Regions from separate parts of the Homo sapiens genome. Here regions 1 and 3 are each linked to region 2. Evidence: read pairs that join two places in POLR2A ChIA-PET (ENCODE). Cell type or tissue: K562. All regions are shown on one strand. Links, peaks and the distances in the headings refer to the core of each region. The heading gives the core; the rest is flanking DNA.

Region 1 (10,385 bases), core at 1,037-9,036, 190 kb before region 2:
GTCCCAGTGGTGGTGGCCACAAGGGTACTTGTGTCACCCCTCCAGCAGCCCCAGGCAGCTCCGTACAGAGATAGAGAGACTGCGTTTGTTTGGAGAAAGTAAGGGAAGAGAAGAGTTTCTGCCTGGTAATTTAGGGAATTCTCCTGAATCTTAACCAAGACCACTGAGGCAGTACCTCTAAGATTCCTTTTTTTTTTTTTTTTGAGACAGGGTCTTACTCTGTCGCCCAGGCTGGAATGCAGTGCTGCAATCTCCACTCAGTGCAACCTCCACCTCCCATGCGCAAGTGATTCTCCCGCCTCAGCCTCCCAAGTAGCTGGGACTACAGGCGCCCACCCCTACGCCTGGCAAATTTTTGTATTTTTTGGTAGAGACAGGGTTTCACCATGTTGGCCAGGCTGGTCTCAAACTCCCGACCTCAGATGATCCGCCTGCCTAGGCTGCCCAATGTGCTGGGATTACAGGCGTGAGCCACTGCGCCTGGCCAGCACCTCTAAGATGCTGCAAGAATCACAGCATTACTGAGCCTGGGGTGCCCCCTAATGCAGATACAGCTGCAGTGACCAAAAGTTTAGTTCACAACACTCAATTTCCTGGCAAGCCTTCCCAAGAAGGATGGGTTCAAATAAGCTCAGACTACAAAGACTACAATAAACACTGAACTCATCAATGCCCAGCCATTGACGAACATCCACAAGCATTGACACCATCCAGGAAAACATGACCTCACCAAGTGAACTAAACAAGGCTCCAGTGACCAACCCCATTGTGACAGAGCTATGTGACCTTTCAGACGGAGAATTCAAAACAGCTGTTTTGAGGAAGCTCAATGAAATTCAAGATAACACAGAGAAGGGATTCAGAATCCTATCGGATAAATTAACCAAACAGATTGAAATAATTTTTAAAAATTAAGCAGAAAGGGGCTGGGCACGGTGTCTCACACCTGTAATCCCAGCATTTCGGGAGGCCGAGGCAGGTGGATCACGAGGTCATGAGATCAAGACCATCCTGGCTAACACGGTGAAACCCCATCTCTACTAAAAATACAAAAAAATTAGCCAGGCGTGGTGGTAGGCGCCTGTAGTCCCAGCTACTCGGAAGGCTGAGGCAGGAGGATGGCATGAACTCGGGAGGTGGAGCTTGCAGTGAGCGGAGATCGTGTCACTGCACCCCAGCCTGGGCGACACAGCGAGACTCCGTCTCAAAAAAAAAAAAAAAAATTAAGTAGAAAAAATTCAACTGACACACTGAAGAATGCATCAGTCTCTGAACAGTAGAATTGATCAACCTGAAGAATTGGTGAGCTCAAAGACAGGCTATTTGAAAATATGCAGTCAGGCCGGGCACAGTGGCTCATACCTGTAATCCCAGCACTTTGAAAGGCTGAAGTGGTTGGATCACCTGAGGTCAGGAGTTTGAGACTAGTTTGGCCAACATAGTGAAATCCTGTCTCTACTAAAAATAGAAAAATTAGCTGGGCATGGTGGTGCATGCCTGTAATCCCAGCTACTCAGGAGGCTGAGGCTCCAGAATTGATTGAACGCAGGAAGTGGAGGTTGTAGTGAGCCAAGATTGCAGCACCACTGCACTCCAGCCTGGTCGACAAAGTGAGACTCTGTCTCAAAAAGAGAAGAGAAGAGAGGAGAGGAGAGGAGGAGAAGAGAAGAGAAGAAAGAAGAGAAGAGAACAGAAGAGAAGAGAACAGAAGAGAACAGAAGAGAAGAGAAAAGAGATGAGACAGGACAAGACACAGCCAGAGGAGACAAAAGAAAAAATAAAAAAGAATAAAGGCCAGGCGCAGTGGCTCACACCTGTAATCCCAGCACTTTGGGAGGCCGAGGCAAGCGGATCACGAGGTCAGGAGTTTGAGACCATCCTGGCCAACATGGTGAAACCCCATCTCTACCAAAATACAAAAAATTAGCCAGGTGTAGTGGCAGGCACCTGTAATCCCAGCTACTCGGGAGGCTGAGGCAGGGGAATTGCTTGAACCCGGGAGGCGGAGGTTGCAGTGAGCCAAGATCGTGCCACTGTGCTCCAGCCTGGAGACAGAGCAAGACTCCATCTCAAAAAAAAAAAAAAAAAAAAAAAAAGAATAAGGCACACCTACAAGATCTAGAAAATAGCCACAAAAAGGAAAAATCTGAGTTTTATTGGCCGTAAAGAGAAAGTAGAGAGATTGGAATAGAAAGTTTATTAAGTGGGATAATAACAGAGAACTTTCCAAACCTAGAAAAAGATATCAATATTCAAATACGAGAAGGTTATAGAACACTAGGCAGATTTAACCCAAAGACTACCTTCAAGGCATTTAATAATCAAACTCCCAAAGATCAGGGATAAAGAAAGGGTCCTAAAAGCAGCAAGAGAAAAGTAACAAATAACTTACAATGGAGGCCGTGTGCAGTGGTTCACGTCTGTAATCCCCAGCATTTAGGGAGGCTGAGGCGGGTGAATCACTTGAGGCCAGGAGTTACAGACCAGTCTGGGCAACATGGTGAAATCCCGTCTCGACTAAAAATACAAAAAAAATTAGCCAGGCATGAGGCCAGGCGCAGTGGCTCACACCTGTAATCCCAGCTACTCGGGAGGCTGAGGCACGAGAATCGCTTGAACCTGGGAGGTGCAGGTTGCAGTGAGCCGAGATTTCGTCACTGTACTCCAGCCTGGGTGACTGAGTGAGACTCTGTCTCAAAAACAAAAACAAAAACAAACATACAATGGAGCTCCAATACGTCTGGCAGCAGACTTCAGTGGAAACCTCACAGGCTAGGATAGAGTGGCACGACATATTGAAAGTGATGAAGTTGGCTGGGTGCGGCGGCTCACGCCTGTAATCCCAGCACTTTGGGAGGCTGAGACAGGTGGATCACCTGAGGTCAGGAGTTCAAGACCAGCCTGGCCAACATGGCGAAACCTTGTCTCTACTAAAAATACAAAAAAGTTAGCTGAGCGTGGTGGCGGGTGCCTGTAATCCCAGCTACTTGGGAGGCTGAGGCAGGAGAATTGCTTGAACCTGGGAGGCGGAGGTTGCAGTGAGCCGAGCTCGCACCACTGCACTCCAGAGCCTGGGCAACAAAGCAAGACTCTGAAAACAAAACAAAACAAACAAACAAAAAAACCCCTTCCCCATATGGTTCTAAGTTAGAGTTGGCCAAAGGAGAAAATTGCATGAAAACTGGAAGAAAGAAGTTTAGCACAGTATTTTTCTTGGACGGTTGCTCTATTTAGATGGGGGAAAAGACAGATGTAGATGCATTAGGGGGTTCCCATTTGCTCTCGCTCTGCCCTGCAGGGTGAGACAGATGCAAGTGTTCGGGACCTTGTTTCCCCCACACTCCTGTTTATCTCTTCTCAATTTTCTGCCCTGCTAACCACCAGTGACCTCGGGCTCAACATCAGATGCAGAGGCAACAGCCTTCCATGACTCTGATAGTTGGATATGCCTGACTTCCCAGATTTTCCTGCAAACTCTGACTTGTTCCCCTGTCTAGTGCTTCAGGAGGGCTGGCTAGAGATTTTTCATGGACTCCCTAACTCTCCTTTCTAGATCTTTTTTTTTTTTTTTTTTTTTTTTTGAGACGGAGTCTCGCTCAGCCACCCAGGCTGGAGTGCAGTGGTGCAATCTTGGGTCACTGCAACCACCATCTCCCAGGTTCAAGCAATTCTCCTGTTTCAGCCTCCTGAGTAGCTGGGATTACAGGCACCCACCATCATGCCTGGCTAATTTTTGTATTTTAGTGGAGACGGGGTTTCACCATGTTGGCCAGGCTGGTCTTGAACTCCTGACCTCAGGTGATCCACCCGCCTCGGCCTCCCAACGTGCTAGGATCACAGGGGGAGCCACCACACCCAGCCTCTAAATCTTCTTTTTTATTCTTTTTCTTCTTCTTCTTTTTTTTTGGTGGTTGTTGTTGAGACAGAGTCTCACTCCATTGCCCAGGCTGGAGTGCAGTGGCACAATCTCAGCTTACTGCAAACTCCACCTCCCGGGTTCAAGTGATTCTCATGCCTCAGCCTCCTGGGTAGCTGGAATTACAGGCACCTGCCACCACACCCAGCTAATTTTTGTTTACTTTGTAGAGACAGGGTTTCGCCATGTTGCCCAGGCTGGTCTTGAACTCCTGAGCTCTAGCAAATCTTCCCACCTTGGTCTCCCAAAGTGCTAGGATTACAGGTGTGAGCCACCGCACCTGGACTTCTTTTTCTTTTTTTGAGATAAGGTCTCACTGTGTCACCCAGGCTGGAGTGCAGTGGCACGATCATAGCTCACTGCAGCCATAAGGGAGTAAAGGAAAGAACACCCCTCAGCCCCCTCCACTCCCAGCATCCCACCCACCTGCTGAGGTCCCACTTGGGTCCCTGTGCCCAGGAAACCCCGTGGGCCCCTGTGGGACCATACCCCCTGCAAGAAGCCATGGCTTCTGAGCACTTCCCCACTCAAACTCTTCTGAGTCACTGATCTCTCTCAGACACTTTCCTAAAATTGATTTTTTTTTTTTTTGAGACAGTCTTGCTCTGTTGCCCAGGCTGGAGTGCAGTGGCCCCATCTCGGCTCACTGCAAGCTCTGCCTCCCAGGTTCACGCCATTCTCCTGCCTCAGCCTCCCACGTAGCTGGGACTACAGGCACCCGCCACCATGCCTGGCTAATTTTTTGTATTTTTAGTATTTTTAGTAGAGACAGGGTTTCACCGTGTTAGCCAGGATGGTCTTGATCTCCTGACCTTATGATCCACCCGCCTCGGCCTCCCAAAGTGCTAGGATTACAGGCGTGAGCCACCGCTCCCGGCTAAGAGTTTTTTCCTTTTCAATTCTCTCACTTACCCAAAGACCCCTGCCTCCTGCTCATCAAATTCACTCCCATCTCCCTAAATTCCCTCAGGAATATTCCCCTAGCACCTCCTCCTTGGCAGGCTCAGTGCTGTGGGACACTGAGGACCACCCAGAGGGGTCAGACCTACCCTGACCTCAGACCTCCTAGCTCAGCCTCACCTGGACCATGGACACCATGTTGCATTATATTTGAGACAGAGTCTCGCTATGTCACCCAGGCTAGACTGCACTGGTGCGATCTCAGCTCACTGCAACCTCCATCTCCTGGGCTCAAGCAATTCTCGAGCTTCAGCCACCCAAGTAGCTGGGATCATAGGCATGTGCCACCATGCCTGGGCAACAGAATGAGATCCTGTCTCAAAAAAAAATAAAAAATTAAAAAATAAAGTAGCACCTAACAGAATTTAAAATGTACTCACCCTTTGACCCAACAACTCCACATCTGGAAATGTGTTTCTTTCCAAGATACCCATACATGTGGGAAATGAATATATTCAAAGATATTCTTTGCCACACCATATGTAGTCACAAACAATAGGGAACACCCTGAATGATCATCAATAGGGGAATGACTAGCAGATGGCTTGGTCACCGTATAAGTAAACAGAATGGCTCAGCTGTTTTTCATTCTGATTAGAATGCTCTCCAAGACATATGACTACTTGAAAAAGGCAGGCTGGGCACGGTGGCTCACGCCCGTAATCCCACCACTTTGGGAGGCCAAGGCGGGTGGATCACCTGAAGTTGGGAGGTCGAGACCAGCCTGGCCAACATGGTGAAACCTTGTCTCTACTAAAAACACAAAAATTAGCCAAGCGTGGTGGTGCACACCTATAGTCCCAGCTACTCGGGAGGCTGAGGCAGGAGAATCACTTGAAGCCAGGAGGCGGAGATTGCAGTGCACTGAGGTCATGCCATTGCACTCCAGCCTGGCCAACAAGAGAGAAACTCTGAGGAAGGAAGGAAGGAGGGAGGAAGGGAGAGAGGGAGGGAGGGAGGGAGGGAGGGAAGGAGGGAGGGAGGAGAACAGTAGGCTTCCATGTAAATTAAATATACATTTGTGGCTGGGCCCTGTGGCTCATGCCTATAATCCCAACACTTTGGGAGGCCAAAGTGGGCGGATCACTTGAGTGCAGGAGTTCAAGACCAGCCTGGGCAACATTCCAAAACCCCGTCTCTGGTAAAATTACAAAAAGTAACTGGGCATGGTGGTGTGAACCTGTAGTCCCAGCTACTCGGGTGGCTGAGGTGGGAGGACTGCCTGAGCCCAGGAGGTCTAGGCTACAGTTAGCCATGACCATGCCACCGCACCTTAGGAAGGTGGCAGAGTGAGACCCTGCCTCAAAAAGAATAAAAAATTGGCCAGGCGCGGTGGCTCACACCTGTAATCCCAGCACTTTGGGAGGCAGAGGTGGGTGGATCACACGAGGTCAGGAGTTCAAGCCCAGCCTGACCAACATGCAGAAACCCCATCTCTACTACGTGCTGGCGCATGCCTGTAATCCCATCTACCGGGAGGCTGGGGCAGGAGACTCGCTTGAACTGGGAGGCGGAGATTGCAGTGAGCTGAGATCATGTCATTGCACTCCAGCCTGGGCAACAAGAGCGAAACTCCATCTCAAAAAAAAAAAAAAAAGTATAACACACATACCAGAGTTCACAAATTTTTAGTGTGAACACAAATCTTTAATTTCCACCCCTATGAAGAAATACAATATTGACAGTGGCTCAGATGCAACCCTTCATGCAGTCATTACCCCTTGCCTCCTCCCCAATTAACTGCTGTCCTGACCTTCAACACCCCTAGCATGGTTTTGCCTGGTTCTGACTGGAGATAAGTGGAATCATACGGTATGTGCTCTGGCTTTGTTGGTGGAACATTATGCTTGTGAGATACATTCATGTTGTGTACAGCAGAAGGTCATTCGTGTTCATTGCTATAATGTCTGTTGTATGAATGTAGCATGCTTTACTTACCCAGTCACCAATGGATTGACATTTAGATTGTGTCTAGTTTGAAGGTACAAACAATTTATCTAAGCACACTGTCTTTTGGAACACATATGTGCTCATAATAAACAAGAGGGAAATAAATGGAACGATCGCGGGTGTATTAGTCTGTTTTTATACTGCTATAAATAAATACCTGAGAAATTGGCTGGGCGCGGTGGCTCATGCCTGTAATCCCAGCACTTTGGGAGGCTGAGGCAGGTGGATCACCTGAGGTTAGGAGTTCGAGACCAGCCTGACCAATATGGTGAAACCCCATCTCTACTAAAAATACAAAAATTAGGCAGACATGGTGGCACAGGCCTAAAATCCCAGCTACTTGGGAGGCTGAGGCAGGAGAATTGCTTGAACCTGGGAGGCAGAGGTTGCAGTGAGCTGAGATCGTGCCACTGCACTCTAGCCTGGGCGACAAAGTGAGACTCCATCTCATTAAAAAAAAAAAAAAAAAAAAAAAAAGGCCAGGCGCGGTGGCTCACACCTGTAATCCCAGCACTTTGGGAGGCCAAGGAGGGCGGATCGTGAGGTCAGGAGATCGAGACCATCCTGGCTAACACGGTGAAACCCCTTCTCTACTAAAAATACAAAAAAATTAGCTGGGCGTGGTGGTGGGTGCCTGTAGTCCCGGCTACTCAGGAGGCTGAGGCAGGAGAATGGCATGAACCTGGGAGGAGGAGCTTGCAGTGAGCCGAGATCACACCACTGCACTCCAGCCTGGGCGACAGGGCAAGACTCCATCTCAAAAACAAAAACAACAACAACAAAAAAAAAACAGAAAAAATGGAATAGAAACTTCAGTGACTACACAGCAAAAGGAATACACATTTTGCAAAAACAGTTTTAAAAAGTCAAACAGATGGCTCTAGCCCTTGACAAGCAAAACCCAGCAATCTCCAAGGAAAGGGTGAATCCAATTTCAATAATTAACATATTATAATACTCCAAAAGTCCAATTTTCAACAAAAATACTACAAAACATACAAAGAAACGGGCAAGTATGGCTTATTTATAGTAAAAAAAAGTTCTTTTGACAGAGACCATCTCTGAGGAAGCACAGACATTGGAATTACTAGTCACAGACATCATCGACTGTCTTAAATATGCTTTATGAGCTAAAGGAAACCATAGACAAAGAATAAATGGAAATCAGGAAAATGATATACAACCAATATACAAACAACATGAGAAAATCAATAAAGAGATAGCAATTATGAGGAGGCAGGGGAAGATGGCTGAATAGAAGCCTCCAGTAATCATCTCCTTCAGAAGAACAACCAGCTGAACAACTATCCACACAAAAAAGCACTTCATAAGAACCAAAATCAGGTGAGCGAACACAGTACCTGGTTTTAACTTCATATCACTGAAAGAGCCACTGAACGGGGTAGCAAAAATAGTCTCTTTTTTTTTTTTTTTTTTTTTTTTTTTTGAGACGGAGTTTTGCTCTTGTTGCCCAGGCTGGAGTGCAATGGAGTGATCTCGGCTCACAGCAACCTCCGCCTCCTGGGTTCAAGTATTCTCCTGCCTCAGCCTCCTGAGTAGCTGGGATTACACGCGTGTGCCACAACACCCGGCTAATTTTGTATGTTTAGTAGACACGGGGTTTCACCGTGTTGGTCAGGCTGGTCTCGAACTCCTGACCTCAGGTGATCTGCCTGCCTCAGCCTCCCAGAGTGCTGGGATTACAGGCGTGAGCCACCACGCCTGGCTTGAAATGTCTTCCTCACACTGGAGGAGATAAGCGGGAAGAATAAAGAGGTCTTTGTTTTGCACCTTGGATATCAGCTCAGCCACCGTAGGATAGCGCACCAAGCAGGGTCCTGAGGGCCCCATTCCAGGCTCTAGCTTCAAGGCGATTTCTAGAAACATCTGGGCCAGAAAAGAAACTGCTGCCTTGAAGGAAATAGCCCAGTCCAGGCAGGATTCATTACCTGCTGACTAAAGGACCCTTGAATAATCAGCAGCAGTACCCAGGCAGTACTCCGTGTGGGCCTTGAGTGAGACTCAGAGACACACTGACTTCAGATATGACCCAGCATATTCCCTGACGTGGTGACTACGGGGAGAGGCTCCTACTGCTCAAGGAAGCGGGAGGGAAGAGTAAAGGGGCCTTTGTCTGGCAGCTTAGTTACCAGCTCGGCCACAGTGGAGTAGAGCACCAAGTTGGCTCTTGGGGGTCCCTGATTCCAGGCCTTGGCTCTTGGATGTCATTTCTGGACCTACCTTTGGCCAGAGGGGAGCCCACTGCCCTGAAGGGAGAGACCCAGGCCTGGCAGCCTTCACACAAGCTGACTGAAGAGACCTTGGTCCTTAAATGAACACCGGCAGTAGCCAAGCAGTAGCTGCCATGGTCCTGGGGCAGTGGTGGCCACAGGGAGAGGCTCCCCTGCTTGCAGAAAAAAGAGTGGGGAAGATTTTGTCTTGTGGCTTGTGTGCCAGCTCAGCCACAGTAGAACAGAGTACCAGGTAGAGTCCCTAAGGTTTCCAACTCCAGGCCCTGGCTCCCAGATGGCATCTCTGGGCGCACCTGTGATGGGGGGCTCACACCACACTGAAAGGATGAACACAAGCCTGGCTGGATTTGCCGTCTGCTCCTCACAGAGCCCTAGGGCCTTCAGTGGACATAGGTGGTACCCAGGCAGTGCTGACCACGGGCCTTGGGGGAGACCCCGTGTTGGGCTGGCTACACGTCTGACCCAGCACAGTCCCAGCACTGGTGGCCACAGCAGTGCTTGTATCACCCTTCCCCCAGCTCCAGGCAGCTCAGCACAGAGAGACTCCATTTGTTTGGGAGAAAAGGAAGAAGACAAGAATCTCTGCCTGATAATCCAGAGAATTCTTCCAGATCTTATCCAAGACCACCAAGGCAGTGTCTCTACAAGTCTCCAAGGGCCACGGCATTCCTGGGCTTGGGGTGCCCCCTGATGCAGATACAGCTGCAGTGACTAAAGACTTAGATCGCAACACAAAAGTCTTTTCAATACCTGGAAAGCCTTCCAAAGAAGGATGAGTACAGACAAGCCCAGACTGTGAAGACTATAATAAATACCTAACTCTTCAGTGCCCAGAAATGTATGAACATCCTCAGGTAACAAAACCATCCAGGAAAACATGACCTCACCACAGAAACTAAATAAAGCCGGCCGGGCACAGTGGCTCATGCCTGTAATACCAGCACTTTGGGAGGCCGAGGCGGGCAGATCACCTGAGGTTGGGAGTTCAAGACCAGCCTGACCAACATGGAGAAACCCTATCTCACTAAAAATACAAAATTAGCTGGGCGTGGTGGTGCATGCCTGTAATCCCAGCTACTCGGGAGGCTGAGGCATGAGAATCGCTTCAACCAGGGAGGCGGAGGTTGTGGTGAGCCGAGATCGTGCCATTGCACTCCAGCCTGGGCAACAAGAGCAAAACTCTGTCTCAAAAAAAATAAAAAAATAAAATAAAAAATAAACTAGGCTGGGTGTGGTGGCTCACGCCTGTAATCCCAGCACTTTGGGAGGCCGAGGCGGGCGGATCGTGAGGTCAGGAGATCGAGACC
Region 2 (10,385 bases), core at 1,114-9,113:
CATCTTTCTCTGTCACCCAGACTGGAGTGCAGTGGTGTGACCATGGCTCACTGCAGCCTCCACTTCCCAGGCTCAAGCAATCCTCCCCATTCAGCCTCCCATGGTGCTGGGACCCCAGGCGCATGCCACCACGCCTGGCTAATTTTTTTATTTTTATAGAGACGGGCATCTTGCCATGTCACCTGGGCTGGTCTTGAACTCCTGGCCTCAAGTGATCCTCCTGCCTTAGTCTCCCAAGGTGCTGGGATCACAGGCATGAGCCACCATGCCTGGCCCATTAGGCTTTAGAATAAGTCCGACCTGGCACCAAATCCAGGCTCTACCACTGGCCATCTACAAGATAAACCTCTCGGGTCTTACTGTCTTTATGTGTAAAATAGGTATGCAAAGTACCTGGTACATGGAAGCACTCAGTAAATGGCGGTAATTACAATAGTAAACTTGCTGTGTGCCCTGTGCAGGTAACTGCCCCTCTTTTAACCTCAGTTTCCTACTCTGAAGATGGGGATAAACATCCTGAATCCAAGCCAGGCATGCTGGCTCATGCCTGTAATCCCAGCACTTTGGGAGGCCGAGGCAGGTGGATTACCTGAGGGCAGGAGTTTGACATCAGCCTGGCCAATGTGGTGAAACCCTGTCTCTACTAAAAATACAAAAATTAGCTGGGCATGGTGGTGCACACCTGTAATCCCAGCTACTTGGGAGGCTAAGACAGGAGAATCGCTTGAACCCAGGAGGCGGAAGTTGCAGTGAGCTGAGATCACACCACTGCACTCCAGCCTGGGCAACAGAGCAAGACTCCGTCTCAAAAAAAAAAAAAAAAATCCTGAATCCAGATTTGGAGACAGGTCATTCCCTATGGTTAGGCATTTACCATTCTAAATCTTGGAAATCAAAACCAACTCTGGGGTCCGAGCACGGTGGCTCACACCTGTAATCCCAGCACTTTGGGAGGCTGAGGCAGACAGATCACTTGGGGTCAGAAGTTCAAGACCAGCCTGGCCAACATGGTGAAACCCCATCTCTACTAAAAGTACAAAATATTAGCCGGACATCATGGCGCGTGCCTGTAATCCCAGCTACTTGGGAGGCTGAGGCAGGAGAATCGCTTGAACCCAGGAGGTGGAGGTTGCTGTGAGCTGAGATTGCACCATTGCACTCCAGCCTGGGTGACAGAGCAAGATTCCATCAAAAAAAAAACCAAAAAACAAAAAAAAACTCTGAGCCAGAATAACTGCCTGGGAAGACTTAGAAATTAGGCCGGTGCGGTGGCTCACACATGTAATTCCAACACTTTGGGAGGCCAAAGTGGGAGGATTGCTTGAGGCCAGAAGTTCAAGACCAGCCTGGACAACATGGTGAGATGCCAACTCTTCAAAAAAATACAAAAATTAGCCAGGCACGGTGGCATGCACCTGTAGTCCCAGCAACTCAGGAGGCTGAGGTGGGAGGGTCTCTTGAGCCTGGGAGGTGGAGGCTGCAGTGAGCCGTGCTTGTGCCACTTTACTCCAGCCTCTGTGACAGAGAGAGACCCTGTCTCCAAAAAAAAAAAAAAAAAAGCCTTAGAAATTAGAAGTTGGGGAATACAGTTAAACATGGGATGATACATCTCAGTATATCATCCCATAGATAACTTACCAATTCATTACAAAGGGAAAGTTGTATCTTTATCATGGAGAGACCTGATAGTCACCACATTAGCTGGAGGATCCAACTCAGCATCACCAATATTGGGAATAACGACATCCCACGTCCCTTGATGTGAGACACTGAGAAGGCCACAGCATCACTGCTGGAGTGTTTCTGCCAAAAATGCATAATCTGACCTAATCTGGAAACAGCCAACAAACCCAGAATGTGGGATATTCTTTTTTTCTTTTTCTTTTTCTTTTTTTTAGAAGGAGTTTTGCTCTTGTCGCTCAGGCCGGAGAGCAATGGCACGATCTTGGCTCACCGCAGCCTCTGCCTCCCGGATTCAAGTGATTCTTCTGCCTCAGCCTCCCGAGTAGCTGGGATTACAGGCATGCACCACCACGCCGCACTAATTTTGTATTTTCAGTAGACATGGGGTTTCTCCATGTTGGTCAGGGTGGTCTCGAACTCCCGACCTCAGGTGATCCGCCTGCCTCGGCCTCCCAAAGTGCTAGGATTACAGGCATGAGCCACCACGACCAGCTTCAGAATGTGGGACATTCTACAAAACATCCGTCCTGTTCTGCACAAATGTTCAACTCACGAAACACAAAGACAGATTGAAGAACAGATCCAGATTAACAGACACCAAAGAGGCCAGGCACAGTGGCTCACACCTGCAATCCCAGCACTCTGGAAGGCCAAGGCATGCGGATCACTTGAGGTCAGGGGTTTGAGACCAGCCTGGCCAACATGGCAAAACCCCTTCTCTACTAAGAAATACAAAAATTAGCCAGGCGTGGTGGTGGACCTGTAATCCCAGCTACTCGGGAGGCTGAGGCAGGAGAATCGCTTGAACCCGGGAGGTGGAGGTTGCAGTGAGGCGAGATCACACCACTGCACTCCAGCCTGGGCAACAGACCAAGACTCCGTCTCAAAAAAATAAAACTTACCTGTACCTTATTAATACATTAATACCCTGCCAAAAGTAATCACCTTTGCTTTTTTTACTTCCAGTGTTATATATATTTGTTTGTTTTTTAATGGAGGCAGGGTATTGCTCTGTTGCTCAGGCTGGAGTGCAGTGGTGCGATCTTGGCTCACTGTAGCCTTGACCTCCTAGGCTCAAGCGATCCTCCCACCTCAGCCCTACCATGTAGCTAGGACTACAGCCATGTGCCACCACACCTGGCTAATTTTTGTATTTTTTGTAGAGATGGGGTTTTGCCGTCTTGCCCAGGCTCATCTAGAACTCCTGAGCTCGAGTGATCCGCTCGCCTCGACCTCCCAAAGTGCTAGAATTACAAGCCTGAGCCACCGCACCACGATCTGCCTTCTTTTTTTTTTTTCTTTTTTTTTGAGACAAGGTCTCACTCTGTTACCCAGACTGCTATGCAATGGTGCAATCTCAGCTCACAGCAGCCTGCACCTCCCTGGGCTCAGCTAATCCTCCCACCTCGGCCTCCTAAATAGCTGGGATTGTGCCACCACACTCGGCTAATTTGTGTACTTTTAGTACAGATGGGGTTTCACCATGTTGGCCAGGCTGGTCTCGAACTCCTGACATCAAGGGATCCGCCCGCCTCAGACTCCCAAAGTACTGGGATTACAGGCGCGAGTCACCGTGCCCAGCCAAATGTCCGACCCCTCCTTTTTTCTGAACCTTTTGGATTCCAGGCCAGGTGATAGTATAATTAATATCTGGTCCAACAATAACAACAACAGCCACCATCAAATAAACGTATAAATGCATGTGGATGGCTCCGGGGTGCAGGGGAAGCCCCAGTCCCACCCGCCCGGGGCCGCTCGCCGGGCCCACCTCGATGGCGGGCAGCGTCTTGCTGGCCTCGGTGCTGCTCTCCCCAAGGATGCTGCCGGCCGAGCGGCCCTCGCACTCGTAGCGGAAGCGCATGCCGCGCTGCTTGGGCTGCTCCGTGATGACCAGGTGCGGCTGCGGGCCCGGGCCCGGCGCTGGGGACACTAGTCGGCCCAGGGGGCAGCCCCAAGGCGGCGGCGTGGCTGGGGGCGCCACAGGGCCCAGGGTGACCGTGCTCAGGGACGCAGCCCCGCGAGACACCAGGCGTGGCAGCCCCTCGCCCGGGCCCGGCTGTCCCCCGTCCAGGCCGAAGCCGTTCTCCTTGATGTACTCGTCGATGATCTCTGCGGGAGAAGAAAAAACGGGTGGTGACGCCCATTCTTTAAAAAATTAAAAAAAAAAAAAAAGGCTTGATTACCCCCGAGACGTTTTCCATCCCATTTATCTCTCTCTCTCTCTCTCTCTCTCTCTCTCTCTCTCTCACACACACACACACACACACACACACACACACACACACACAGAGTCAGGGAGGCCAGGTGCGGTGGCTCACGCCTGTAATCCCAACACCTTGGGAGGCCAAGGTGGGTGAATCAATTGAGGTCAGGAGTTCGAGACCAGCCTGGCCAACATAGTGAAACCCCGTCTCTACAAAAATTAGCCCGAATGGTCTCCCACGTCTGTAATCCCAGCTACTCAGGAGGCTGAGGCAGGAGAACAGCTTGAACCCAGGAGGCGGACACTGCAGTAAGTCAAGATCGTGACACTGCACGCCAGCCTGGGCGACAGAGTGAGACTCCGTCTCTCAATAAATAATAGGCTGGGCGCGGTGGCTCATGCCTGTAATCCCAGCATTTCGGGAGGCCGAGGCGGGCGGATCATGAGGTCAGGAGATCGAGACCATCCTGGCTAACACAGTGAAACCCTGTCTCTACTAAAAATACAAAAAATTAGCCAGGCATGGTGGCACGTGCCTGTAGTCCCAGCAACTCAGGAGGCTGAGGCAGGAGAATCGCTTGAAACCGTCAGGCGGAGGTTGCAGTGAGCCGAGATTGCGTCACTGCACTCCATCCTGCGCAACAGAGCAAGACTCCATCTCAAAAAATAATAATAATAAATAAATAAATAGGCTGGGCATGGTGGCTCACGCCTGTAATCCCAGCACTTTGGGAGGCCGAGGCAGGCGGATCACCTGAGGTCAGGAGTTTGAGACCTGCCTGGCGAACATGGTGAAACCCCATCTCCACTAAAAATATAAAAATTGGGCATGGTGATGTGTGCCTGCAGTTCCAGCTACTCGGGAGGCAGAGGCAGGAGAATCACTTAAACCTGGGAGGTGGAGGTTGCAGTGAGCCAAGATCATGCCATTGCACTCCAGCCTGGGCAACAAGAGCGAAATTCCATCTCTAAATAAATAGATAAATAAATACAAAAATGAGCCAGGTATGTTGGTGCATGCCTGTACTCCCAGCTACTCGGGAGGCTGAGGCAGGAGAATTGCTTGAACCTGGGAGGTGGAGGTTGCAGTGAGCTGAGACAGCACCACTGCACTCCAGCCTGGGCGACAGAGCGAGACTCTGTCTCAAAAAATAACTTAAATAAATAAATAAGAAAGAACTTGCTCCTCCAACTGCCTGTTCCACACGGTCCCCCATTCAACCCATGCTGGCTGCTTCTCCTCCTGGTCTCAGCTCGTATGTTATCTCTTCAGAAAAGCCTAACCTAATGTGTCTTCTCCAGGCCATCTCTCCCTCGTCCTGTTTATTTCTTTCACAGCTCTCAGCCCAGGCTAACATTATCTTGCTCATCTGTTCATTTTCCTCTGTCTCCCACACCGGGCTATCAGCTCTGCGAGGGCAGGGACTTGGTTTTGTTCATGGCTAAATCCCCAGGGCCTAAAACAGTGTCTGTCTGTACTCACTAGGGGATTAATAACATTATTTTATTTTAATTGGTTTTCTTTTTGAGACACGGTCTTGCTCTGCCGCCCAGGCTGCAGTGCAGTGGTGCAATCATAGCTCACTGCAGCCTCGGCTTCCAAGGCAACCTCCCAGGCTCAGGTGATCCTCCCACTTCAGCCTCCTGAGCAGCTGGGACTACAGGTGCGCACCACCATGCCCGGCTAATTTTTAAAAATTTTGTGTAGAGATGGGGGTCTCACTATGTTACCCAGGCTAGTCCTGAACTCCTGGCCTCAAGCAGTCCTCCTGCCTCTGCCTCCCAAAGTGCCAGGATTACAGGTGTGAGTCACACAGCCCCCGGCGTGCTGAGTGTTTTCCAAGTGTCAAGCACTGCTAAGTACCTTAGGAGCATGACTTCGTTCAAATCCCTCCACAGTCCTGGAAGTCACACAGTGACACCTCTCCCCCACCCCCACTGAACAAGGAAGGCCAAGACCCCCTTCTGTAGGCACTTGGGTCCCTCAGCCTCCCCGCAAACCTGCCCTGTGATACTCACCCAATTCATCTGTGGAAGGAAGAGAAAGAGAAAGAGAAAGGTAAGGTCCAGAAAGTGGTCACAACTTTTCATCTTTTAAGACAGATTCCCCAACCCTGTCCCTCCTGTGACCCTTCCGTCTTCCTCCGTCCTGGGAAACCCTGGGCTCTGACTTGCTGGGGCACTAAACCCCAAACCTCATCTTCTCCTCTGGGCTACCATCCTTTCAACCTCTAATGTTGGGGTCCCAGCATCAGGGTATCCTCCAACTAAGCCAAATGCCTCCCGAAAAACATTTAGACCAGGGATTATGAAGTCTTTTTGGGAACCCATTAGAAAGGGGTCTTAGCACCAGGAAAAAGTGGATGCCCAAATTTCCAAACAAATTGGGGTGTGTTCCCTCCCTGAAGTCCACCCCAGGGTCCTGGAGGTCACTGGCTGGTGTTTAAAGATACAAAGAGGTGGCCAGGCCTGGTGGCTCACGCCTGTAATCCCAGCACTTTGGGAGGCTGAGGTGGGCAGATCACTTGAGGTCAGGAGTTCGAGACCAGCCTGGCCAACATGGCGAAACCCCGTCTCTACTAAAAATACAAAAATTAGCTGGGTATCGTGGTGGGCACCTGTAATCCCAGCTACTCGGGAGGCTGAGGCAGGAGAATCGCTTGAACTCAGGAGGCAGAGGTTGCAGTGAGCTGAGATTGCGTCACTGCACTCCAGCCTGGACAACAGAGCGAGACTGTCTCAAAAACAAACAACAACAACAACAAAAAGATGCAAAGAGGCTGATCTGAACCCAGGCAGCCTCTTGCTCTGTACCCCAGCCCTGTCCTCCCACAGTGACCACCCAAAATCCCAGATTCACCCCTGCTTCCTAAGTGAGGAGGTACAGTAATGCTGGGTCCTCAGGGAAGCCCCTTTTCACCTCCCCAGGAAAGCTCAGCCCTTCACAGAATCGTGGAGGAATCGAAACCGACCTCCCGTCATTCCATAGACAGGACAAGGGGAAGCCCAGAGGCCGCCAGTGAGCCTTAGAATCACACAGCAACGGAAGGCAGCTGCAGCCAGGTGTCCCACCCAGGGCTGCCTGCGCTGGTCTCTGGCTGGGGATTTATAGACGCGAACCTGTTCCGCTGCTAGATCTGTCCTCCTCTGTTCTCAGGGAGTGGCTCCTGGCAGCCAGACCTTTGCCCCTTGAAAGGTAGTTTTCCTGCACCCCTTATCTCATGGGATCTGTGAAGCCAGTAGGGTGCCAAGGTCCCCCCAATTTGGCAGATGGGGATACTGAGGCTGGCAGAGAGGAAGGGACACGCTCTAGGTCAGTGGCAGGGCCAACCTCAAGTCACTTGAACTGGGAAAATCCTTCTTAGGCATCTGTGCTGGATGAACCTGGGGACCCAAAGACAGAGTTAGACTTTGGACCCTCCAGAGGCTCCCGGGCTGTAGGGGGAGACTGAGTCCTGGGCGGCTGTGGCTGGAGCTCTGGGTTCACTGCCTCTGTTCAAATCCTGGCTCTGCAACTTGCTAGTTGTGGGGCCATAAGCCTATTACTTCACCTTTTTGTGCCTTGGCTTCTTCATCTGTAAAATGGGCACAATAATAATGCCTACCTTGTTGGGCTAAGATACTTTTATTTAATATTTTATTTTATTTTATTTTATTTATTTTTATTTTTTTGAGACGGAGTCTTGCTCTGTCACCCAGGCTAGGGTGCAGTGGCACAATCTTGGCTCACTGCAACCTCTGCCTCCTGGGTTCAAGTGATTCTCCTGTCTCAGCCTCCCGAGTAGCTGAGATTACAGGTGCACACCACCACACCCGGCTTTTTTTTTTTTTTTTTTTTTTTGTATTTTTAGCAGAGACGGGGTTTTACTATGTTAGTCAGGCTAGTCTCGATCTCCTGACCTCATGATCCGCGCACCTCGGCCTCCTAAAGTGCTGGGATTACAGGCGTGAGCCACCACGCCCAGCCTATTTTCTATTTTTTGAGATGGAGTCTTGCTCTGTCACCCAGGCTGGAGTACAGTGTGGTGCATTCTTGGCTCACTGCAACCTCTGCCTCCCGGGTTCTAGCGATTCTCCTGCCTCAGCCTCCTGAGTAGCTGGGATTACAGTCTCGTACCACCATGCCCGGCTAATTTTTGTACTTTTAGTAGAGACGGGGTTTCACCATGTTGGCCAGGCTGGTCTCGAACTCCTGGCCTCAAGTGACCCACCCACCCCAGCCTCCCAAAGTGCTGGGATTACAGGTGTGAGCCACCACGCCTGGCCATGGGCATGATTTTAGAGCATGGAGTGTAGAGTCACATAGAGTTGATTTGAATCTCAGCTGTTACTCACTGGCTGTGCAGCCTTGGGCAAGTCACTTACCGTCTCTGAGCTTCCTCTACAAAATGAGGTGTGAGCTCCTACCTCAGGAACTAACATGAGGATTCAGAATCACACAGGTAAACTACTTAGTGCAGGTTCTGACCACGCGACATCTTCCAGAAAGCTTAGTTAATATTATTATTATCTCAAGTCCTCTATTAGCCAGGAAATTATTCAAGTTTCTGCTCAAATAGCAGTGCCTCCCTTTACCCCCAACGTGGACTTGCCACCATTCAGGGGCAGCCAGGATGGGCCACGTGAGAGCAGATGTGAGAGCAGGAAATTGACTATGTATGTGCTGCCTCAGCCTTTGCACAGGCTGGTCTCTGCCTGAATGCTCTTCCCCCAGTTCTTTGCATGGCGTGACTTCCTCCTCCTCCATCTTCAGTTCCTTGGTCAAACGTCACATCCTAGACAGCTCTTCCCTGACCATTTTATCCAAGAGAGTCCCCTTATCCCCCACTCCAGTCCCTCAAAGTCAGGTGCCTTTGTTTTATCATTTTCTTTTTTTTTTTTTTTTTCAGATGGAGTTTTGCTGTTGTCACCCAGGCTGGAGTGCAATGATGCAATCTCAGCTCACCACAACCTCCGCCTCGCAGGTTCAAGTGATTCTCCTGCCTCAGCCTCCTGAGTAGCTGGGATTACAGGCCACCACACCCAGCTAATTTTCGTATTTTTAGTAGAGATGAGGTTTTGCCACGTTGGTCAGGCTGGTCTTGAACTCCTGACCTCAGGTGATCCACCCACCTCGGCCTCCCAAAGTGCTGGGATTACAGGCATGAGCCACCACACCCAGCCTGTTTTATCATTTTCATGGCGCTGATGAAGATGTCACATGACCTCACATTACACTGACTCATACCTGTCTCCTATAGACTGGGAGCATTGAAGAGTGGGAATAATGTCTGTTTCTCCTCATTTTATCCCCAGGGTCCAGCATATGTCTGGCCCTTCACAATGAAGGGGATTTTCTCGCTGGGCACAGTGGCTCATGCCTGTAATCCCAGCACTTTGAGAGGCCGAGGTGGCTGGATCAGTGGAGGTCAGGATTTTGAGACAAGCCTGGCCAACGTGGTGAAACCCCGTTTCTCTAAAAGTACAAAAATCAGCTGCGTGTGGTGGCACACGCCTGGAATCCCAGCTGTTTGAGAGGCTGAGGCAGGAGGATGGCTTGAACCCGGGAGTCGGAGGTTGCAGTAAGCCTAGATCACGCCACCGCACTCCAGTGTAGGCGACAGAATGAGACTCTGCCTCCAAAAACAAAAAGGGAATTTTCCTTCCCATTCTATCTCACTAGTTCTCGTATCCCCACCCTGTTATTAAATATCATTGACCCCAAGGTTTCTTCATAGCCCTTATCACATTTTATAATCCCATATTTAACTTATTGTTTACGTGTCTGCCTCCTCATCTAGGTAGGGAACCCCAGGGCCAGGCCTGTCCTCAGCACTGCTCGGCACAAGGCCAGGTACAGAACAGGCGCATAATAAATATTTATTGAATGGATGACATCAGAAATAACTCTCATTTGAAACCAAAGATCTAGGTCTTGGACCAGAAAAGTCTCAGCCTTGGCCGGGCACGGTGGCTCATGCCTGTAATCCTAGCACTTTGGGAGGCCAAGGCAGGCAGATCGCTTGAGGCCAGGAGTTCCAGACCGGCCTGGCCAACATGGCAAAACCCCGTCTCTACTAAAAATACAAAAATTAGGTGGACATGGTGGCACACGCCTATAATCTCAGCTACTCGGGAGGCTGAGGCAGGAGAATCACTTGAACCTGGGAGGCGGAGGTTGCAGTGAGCCGAGATTGTGACACTACACTCCAGGCTGGGTGACAGAGCGAGACTCTGTCTCAAAAAAAAGAAAAGTCTCAGCCTTGTTCCTGCGCAGGACCACCGCTTGGGCAGTGTCTGTCACTGATGCCATCCTCCCTAAACTCACAGACCTGTTGGGGAACCGGCCTCACTTCTTCAATGGCCAAGCCAGAACTTGGGTCCATCCCAAGATTATATCTCCAGAGAAAGGCCCAGACCCAGCTAACTGGAGCCACTGAGTATTCATAACAACAGGACTACCCCTGCCCTCCAAATCCTGGCAAATGTATATAAGAAAAAATGTCATAATTTGGTTGAG
Region 3 (8,000 bases), core at 1-8,000, 160 kb after region 2:
GAGCCATGATCACACACTGCACTCCAGACTGAGTGACAGGGTGAGACCCTGTCTCAAAAAAAAAAAAAAAAAGTCCACTTGTAATCACAGCTAGTCAAAGGGTTTATTTGGGGCAACTTGAATCCACACTCCGGGGTGGCCATCCTCAAGCTTTAGGCTTGAATAAACTCTATACTTAATCCTATTTTCTGAATCTTGTTATTTAACGCTGACACCCTTTCCAGCTGGCAGCCTTGTCTCCAAGCCCAACTTCCTCCATCTGTAAAATGGGGATGTTTCAGCCACCCTCCAGGGTCCCTTGTGCCAGTTCCAGGGAAGGACTTGCTCATGGGGGATGTTCACGGGGCGTGGCCCAGGTGAGCAGAGCAGCAGGGGTCAGCCGCCTGCTGCAGGCCAGATCTGACTGTGGTGCATGTTTGCTTTGGCCCACAGAGTGTTATTTCAGTTGGGAAGTAGCAGCCCACACAGAAGGCCTGGAGATTGCTGTCTAAAGCTCCAGACAGAAGTCCGGATATGTGGCTCCTGGGGGCAACAGCTGGGTGGGGCTGAGGAAGGACATCACCCCCCTCCCACAAGGCACACTCCCTTCCGGCTCCTCCAGATTCCCCAGGTGCTGGGACTTATCACCCGCCTGGCCCCCAAAGGCACTAAGGTTGGGATCAGGGTGGTTAAGCGCTCTGGCCCCTTCCTAGCTAGGCAAGGGGGGAAGGCCACTCAATGAGGGTCAAGGAAAGCCATTTGGGCCTGTGTGAACTGCAGAGACAGCAAAGTAGGCTGGGGCCGAGGAAGTTAGTTTCCTCTTTGTGGCAAGTGGGAGCCGTTGCGGGTTCTTCAAATAGAGAATGACTTAACTTCATCCAAGGAGGCCTGAGGGGAAGGTGGTGGGCTGAGCAGAGATAGATGACCAGACAGCAAAATGACACAAAAAGTTGGCAATGAAAAGAACAAGAGGTTAAGACTGAGACTGAGTGTTGGGGAGGAGGCTAATAGGTCTTAGGATTTTATTTTTTTGAAACACATTCTCGCTGTATCACCCAGGCCAGAGTGTAGTGGCGCCATCTTGGCTCCCTGCAACCTCTGCCTCTGGGTTCAAGCAATTCTGCCTCAACCTCCCGAGTAGCTGGGATTACAGGCATATGTCACCACACTCAGCTAATTTTTGTATTTTGAGTAGAGACAGGGTTTCACCATCTTGGCCAGGCTGGCCTCGAACTCCCGACCTCAGGTGATCTGCCTACCTTAGCCTCCCAAACTGCTGGGATTATAGGCGTGAGCCACTGTGCCCCACCAGGATTTAAAATTTTAAAATGGAAGGGATTTGGTAGTAGGGAGAGAGGGAGGGATCAGGAAAAGGCAGAACCTGGAAGAATCTGGCTGTTCTTTCACATCTTATAGGTCAAATCCAAAAAACAAATAGTTACTCAACAAACAGGTCCTGGGTGCTAGAGGGTCTGCCCTCTCCAGCCCTGAGGTTTGTCTGTGTTTTTCCCCTACTGTATCCCCAGCACCTACAACAGGGCCTAGCATGTAGTAGGTGCTCAGTAAACACTGCCAAGTGAATGAATGTTGCTAAGTGTGGATGCTGCAGAAGTAACAGGACAAATCAGGTGCTTGTTTTCCAGGGTTGACATCCAGATTGCAGGGGGTACAAATATTGCACAAATAATTATCACCAAGAATGCCTGGAAGACGGAGTAGGGGTGGTATGGGAGGAACCTGAAGAGGCTTGACCTGTCTGAAGGAGGGAGGGACGATGAACGAAAGAAGAGCTTCCTGGAGGAGGAGACCTGAAAAGCTGAGCCCCAGGTCCCTGGAGCCCCACACCCTTCACCTCCTCCAAGTCCCTGGGTCTCTGGGATTCAGAGTTTTTTTCTTTTTTTTTTGAGACAGATTCTCACTCTTTCGCCCAGGCTGGAGTGCAGTGCCACTATCTCGGCTCACTGCAACCTCCGCCTCCCAGGTTCATGCCATTCTCCTGCCTCAGCCTCCCGAGTAGCTGGGACTACAGGCGCCCGCCACCACGCTCTGCTAATTTTTTGTATTTTTAGTAGAGACGGGGTTTCACCGTGTTAGCCAGGATGGTCTCGATCTCCTGACCTCGTGATCTGCCCGCCTCGGCCTCCCAAAGTGCTGAGATTACAGGTGTGAGCCACTGCGCCAGGCTGACTCAGAGTTCTTTTTTTTTTTTTTGAGACGGAGTCTTGCTCTGTCACCCAGGCTGGAGTGCAGCAGCGCGATCTCGGCTCACTGCAACCTCCGCCTCCCGGGTTCACCCCATTCTCCTGCCTCAGCCTCCCGAGTAGCTGGGACTACAGGTGCCCGCCACGACGCCCGGCTAATTTTTTTAGTAGAGATGGGGTTTCACCATGTTAACCAGGATGGTCTCGATCTCCTGACCTCGTGATCCGCCCGCCTGGGACTCCCAAAGTGCTGGGATTACAGGCGTGAGCCACCGCGCCCGGCAACTCAGAGTTCTTTTTAAAAAAATTTTTTTTGAGGTGGAGTCTCACTCTGTTGCCCGGGCTGGAGTGCAGTGGCGCAATCTGGGCTCACTACAGCCTCCGCCTCCCCAGCTCAAGTGATTCTCCTGTCTCAGCCTCCCAAGTAGCTGGGATTACAGGCATGTACCACCATACCCAGCTAATTTTTGTAATTTTAGTAGAGATGGGGTTTCGCCATGTCAGCCAGGCTAGTCTCGGACTCCTGACCTCAAGTGATCCACCCGCCTCGGCCTCCCAAAGTGTTGGGATTATAGGCATAAGCCACTGCACCTGGCCAGATTCAGAGTTCTTGACTTAAGGAGCAGTCCTGTGGCTTCCAGGGGCCCAGATCTTCCTTCTAAGGGAGGCTCCCCTCCAATCCTCCATTTAGGATGGCATCTGAGCACTACTGGATTTGGAGGATTAAAACAAAAAAACCGACTTTAGGATGGGGCGGTGGCTCAAGCCTGTAATCCCAGAACTTTGGGAGACCAAGGTGGATGGATCACTTGAGGCCAGGAGTTCGAGACCAGCCTGGCCGACACAGTGAAACCCTGTCTCTACTAAATATACAAAAATTAGCTGCATGCCTGTAATTCCAGCTACTTTAGGGAGAGTCGCTTGAACTCAGGAGGTGGAGGTTGCAGTGAGCTGAGATTGCGCCACTGCACTCCAGCCTGGGTGACAGAGTGAGGACTCGGTCTCAAACAAACCCACCACTTTTAGCTTCTTGTGGGGCACACTCCTCGGGGGGTTCTTTTACCCCGAGATACTCCACCTCAGCTGCCACCTCCTCTCCCCTCCCTGGTTGACTGCTCTTCCGCCCTTTTGCCCTGTTACGTTCTCTGTCTGCATAGTGCTTCTCACCATCTCACACACTAGATATATCACATCCTCCTGGAAACTGACTGCCAGCGCCACGAGGGCAGGGATCTTCTGTCTGTTTTGCTCACAACCTGTACCCTCAGTATCTGCAAGAGAGATTGGTACCTAGTAGATGCTCAGTACTTGCTGAATAACGAATGAATGAGGTTCTAAAATCCCTGGGCGCAATGGCTCACGCCTGTAATTCCAACACTTTGGGAGGCCGAGGAGGGCGGATCACGAGGTCAGGAGTTTGAGACCAGCCTGGCCAACATGGTGAAACCCCGTCTCTACTAAAAATACAAAAATTAGCCGGGCGTGGTGGCGGGCCCCCGTAATCCCAGCTATTCAGGAGGCTGAGGCAGGAGAATCACTTGAACCTAGCAGGCGGAGGTTGTAGTGAGCTGAGATTGCAGCACTGCACTCCAGCCTGGGGGACAGAGTGAGACTCCATCTCAAAAAAAAAAAGGGCCAGCTGTGGTGGCTCACGCCTGTAAACCCAGCACTTTGGGAGGCCAAGGCAGGCAGATCACGAGGTCAGGAGATTGAGACCATCCTGGCTAACACGGTGAAACCACGTCTCTATTAAAAATATAAAAATTAGCTGGGCGTGGTGGCAGGCCCCTGTAGTCCCAGCTACTCGGGAGGCTGAGGCAGGAGAATGGCGTGAATCTGGGAGGCAGAGCTTGCAGTGAGCTGAGATCGCGCCACTGCACTCCAGCTGGGGGGACAGAGGGAGACTCCGTCTGAAAAAAAAAATCCCATTGCTGTAAGTTCCCCATTCTGAATTTCTAATTCCAAATGAATGAATAGGATAGTTCAGGCCCTGTGGGGTTAACATTCCTTTTTTTTTTTTCTGGGATAGGATCTCACTCCGTTGCTCAGGGTGGAGTGCAGGATCCCAGCTTGCCGCAGCCTCAACCTCTTGGGTTCAAGCAATCCTACCACCTCAGCCTTCTCAGTAGTTGGGACTACAGGCGGGCACCACCATACTTGACTAATTAAAAAAAATTTTTTTTTGTAGAGAAGGGGTCTCACTGTTTGTTGCCTAGGCTGTTCTCAAACTCCTGAACTAAAGCGATCCTCTTGCCTTGGCCTCCCAAAGTGCTTGGATTACAGGCGTGAGCCACCGCGTCCTGCCTACAGTCCATTTTTAAGGCATTTTCACCTCTTTCTCTCTCACCTCATAAGCAATCTATCAGGAAACCCTGTCACCTCCTTCTTTGACATTTATCTAGTTAGACCACCTCTGACGCCTCCCCAGTCCCTGCCCTGGTCTAATCCACTGCCACTTCCCACCTGGAGGACTGCAGTTGTCCTTGTGGTTTGTTCCTATGCACAGCTAGAAGGATCCTGCTAGAAAGTGCAGAACACGCCCTCCTCTGCACAGAGCCCTCAGGAAACAAGCCCAAGTCTTTTCTGTTTTTTTTTTTTTTTGAGACGGAGTCTTGCTCTGTCTCGGGCTCCTGCCTCAGCCTCCTGAGTAGCTGGGATTACAGGTGGTGGCTACCATGTCTCAAAAAAAAAACAAAAAAAACAAAAAGAGAAAGAAAAAACCCTCACAGGCTGGGTGCAGTGGCTCACCTGAGCTCAGGAGACCAGCCTGGGCAACACGGTGAGAGCCCGTCTCTACTAAAAATACAAAAATTAGCTGGGCATGGTGGCACCTGCCTGTAATCCCCACTACTTGGGAGGCTGAGGCACAAGAATTGCTTGAACCTGGGAGGCGGAGGTTGCAGTGAGCCAAGATCACACCACTGTACCAGCTTGGAAGACAGAGTGAGAGAGTGAGACACTATTGCCAGCTTGGGCAACAGAGTGAGACTCTTGTCTCAAAAAAAGAAAAAAAAGAAAAAAGAAAGAGCCCTCAGTGGGGCAGGGGTCTCGGGGGGAGGCGCCGGGATCAGGGTCGGGGCTGTGGGGACGGAGGATGGCGAGATTGGAAACACACTCAGAACTTGGAATGGGAAAGCAGGACCAGCGGTGGGGGTGACAGGGAGAAGCTGGGAGGGTTGGGACTTGGAGGCTGACAGGGCTGCGGAGGTAAAGGGGACAGGGGTGAGGGCCGCTGCCCAGACGCTCTGCATGTCAGGTGGAGGCAAGGGAGATACAGCCAGGAGGTTGGTCAGCCTGGAGTGAGCCCCCATCATCCAGCACACTGCTAGGCAGGGGCTGTGCCATGAACTTGGCCAGGACATGGCCAGCACCATAGCCAGGGGACTGTGGCCATGGGAACACCAGCCTCCCTCAGTGTCACTGGGCAAGCCAGACTGGTGACAGCTTCATGAAGTGTGAGCTGGGTCCCCAGACACACTTCCTCTCCCTGTGGACTGCACCTGCAGGCTTCCTGTGGTGGCAGAGTGGAGGCTGCCCAGGGTGTAGTGTGAGCCCATGGGAGAACAATGGGGACAGACACAGCTTGAGACCCCGAGATCCAGGGATGGGTAGACCAAGGCAGCGAGGAGGGTGCAGAGTGACCTATGGAACCCTGGAGGAGAGGTTGGGGGCTTGGACTCCTGGGTCTGAGAAAGGAGGGGGCTGGGGGCCTGGATTCCTGGGTCTGAGGGAGGAGGAGCTGGAGGCCTAGACTCCCAGGTTTGAGGGAGGAAGAGCAGGGGGCCTGGGCTCCTGGGTCTGAGGGAGCAGGGGACTGAGGCTGGACCCCTGGGTCTGAGGGAGGAGGGACTAAGGGCCTGGACTCCTGGGTCTGAGAGGGGAAGGATGGGGGCCTGGACTCCTGGGTCTGAGGGAGGAAGCACTGGTGGCCTGGACTCCTGGGTCTGAGAGAGCAGGGATGGGGGCCTGAACTCCCAGGTCTGAGGGATTAGGGATGGGGGCCTGGACTCCTGGGTCTGAGGGAAGAGGGCTGGGGCCTGGACTCCTGGGTCTGAGGGAGGAGAGGCTGGGGCCTGGGCTTCTGGGTCTGAGGGAGGCGGGGCCTGAAGCTGGACACCTGGGTCTAGGGGAGGAGGAGCTGGGCTCCTGGACTCCTGCCTGGCTGGCTCCCCAGGGCCTGGCTTCCCCCGCAGATCTATAAAGCACAGCGACCCAGCCTCCCATGGCAAGGCACGTCGGGACTAGAGAAGGCCCTTGAAGGCCAGAGGCTTTGAGTACTGGCCTCAGCTGCTGCCTCAGTCACCTTGTCAGTTAATTAATTGTATTAATCACAGTGCCCAACCCCCACAGCGGAAATCCAGGAGCTGGTTCAGGGAGTGAGCAGCGGCTGCAGCAGCCAGGATGTAGGGCTGTCTGTCTGTGCCTGGATTTCTGCACCTGCCCCCTGGCCTCCTCTAATCCGTGTGTTTTGTTTTGTTTTTTTGAGATAGGATCTTGCTTTGTTGCCCAGGGTGGAGTACTGTGGTGTGATCTCAGCTCACTGCAGCCTCAACCTTCCTGGCTCATGTGATCCTCCCACTTCAGCCTTCCAAGTAGCTGGGACTATAGGCACACACCACCACCTTTGGCTAATTTTTAAATTTTTTGCAGAGACAGGGTTTCGCCGTGTTGCCCAGGCTGGTCTCGAACTCCTGAGCTCAAGTGATACACCTGCCTGGACCTCCCAGAATGCTAGGATTATAGGCATGAGTCACCATGCCTGGCTTCTTGAAAGTCTTTTAATGGTATCCCTGCTGTCTCTTAGCGTCTCTTATCTGTGTCTTCCGGGGCCTCTTCTATCTCTCTCTGTGTCTAGTTCTTAGGGTCCCTGTCCCTCTGTGTCTCCAATTCCCAGGGTCTCTCTTGGGGTCTCTGTTACTCTTTTCTCTTTTGAGACAGGGTCTTGCTCTGTGGCCCAGGCTGGAGTGCAGTAGTGCAATCAGGGCTCACTGCAGCCTTGAACTCGGTTCAAACGATTCTCCTGCGTCAGCCTCCCAAAGTGCTGGAATTACTGGTATGAGCCAATGTGCCTGGCCTCTGTCACTCTTATCTGTGTCCCCCAGAGTCTCTGGTCTCTGCTCTGTGCCTCTTATATTCTCTGTCTCTTTGTAACAGCTTTATTGAGACATTATTCCCATACCATACAATCTACCCATTTAAAGTGTACAGTTCAGTGGCTTTTGTATATTCAGAGTTAGCCATCCATCACCCGAGCAATTATAGAACATTTTCATTAGCCTGAGAAGATACCCTGTCCCCGTTAGTCACTCTCTTCCTCTTTCCTCTGTATGTCTGACATCTCCGGTCTCTTTCTCCGTCTGGGTCTCCCTGTGTCTGGAACCTGGCTCTCTGCCTTGATTCCTGGGGTTCTCTTCTCACAAGCCTTCTGGTCTACGTCTCTGTTTCTGTCTCTGACTGTGGAGTCTCCCTGCCTCCTGGGTCTCCAGTGCCCTGTCTCCCCATATTTCTGACACACCTTCTCACAGCCTGGCCCATCTTGCTGGGTCCCCTCTTCTCCTCCCCTTCCTGCTCCATTTGTCAGCACTGCTGGGACATTAAAAATGTAACAGCGTCCCAGGCAGGGGCGGGGGAGCTGGCCCATGTGCCCAGCTCCCTGTCCCTTCTGTGTTCATCACTCCCTGTGGCCCCCACATGTCGCTGGCCTTGAGGCCCCCTGTACCCTGACCTCCGTGGGTCACGGCACCTCTGCTGTCCCACAGCTGGAGTCTTTGGGGCTCCCTGCCTGTCACCAAACCCCTTTCCTTTTCCTGTCCCTGCCTT

Evidence for each region. Peaks named below come from ENCODE experiments on the same cell type or tissue, not always from the same donor. Only the 100,000 strongest peaks of a DNase experiment are listed, where the experiment ranks them.
Region 1: POLR2A ChIA-PET joins it to region 2 with 5 read pairs; 4 of 35 experiments call an interaction of 5 or more read pairs at or near these places.
Region 3: POLR2A ChIA-PET joins it to region 2 with 5 read pairs; 5 of 35 experiments call an interaction of 5 or more read pairs at or near these places.

Annotation. Positions count from the first base shown.
Region 1 is chr19:45,191,021-45,201,405 of GRCh38, reverse strand. It overlaps a transcript of BLOC1S3 not described here. Among named protein-coding and RNA genes, the nearest start is that of BLOC1S3, 17 kb to the right of the region's middle. In K562, for the core only: no CTCF peak of the experiment used is centred there; DNase peaks (open chromatin) are centred at 5,425 and 8,895; H3K27me3 peaks cover 482 bases.
Region 2 is chr19:45,005,343-45,015,727 of GRCh38, reverse strand. RELB (RELB proto-oncogene, NF-kB subunit) reads right to left here. Exons shown (of 12, transcript NM_006509.4): 3 at 5,906-5,914; 4 at 3,452-3,792. Among named protein-coding and RNA genes, the nearest start is that of RELB, 9.1 kb to the right of the region's middle. RefSeq lists an enhancer at 3,594-4,095 and a silencer at 8,458-8,607. In K562, for the core only: no CTCF peak of the experiment used is centred there; a DNase peak (open chromatin) is centred at 5,237.
Region 3 is chr19:44,849,308-44,857,307 of GRCh38, reverse strand. The region is part of intron 1 of NECTIN2 (nectin cell adhesion molecule 2); the gene reads right to left. Among named protein-coding and RNA genes, the nearest start is that of NECTIN2, 7.0 kb to the right of the region's middle. RefSeq lists an enhancer at 5,938-6,849. In K562, for the core only: no CTCF peak of the experiment used is centred there; DNase peaks (open chromatin) are centred at 507, 6,987 and 7,288; H3K4me3 peaks cover 722 bases.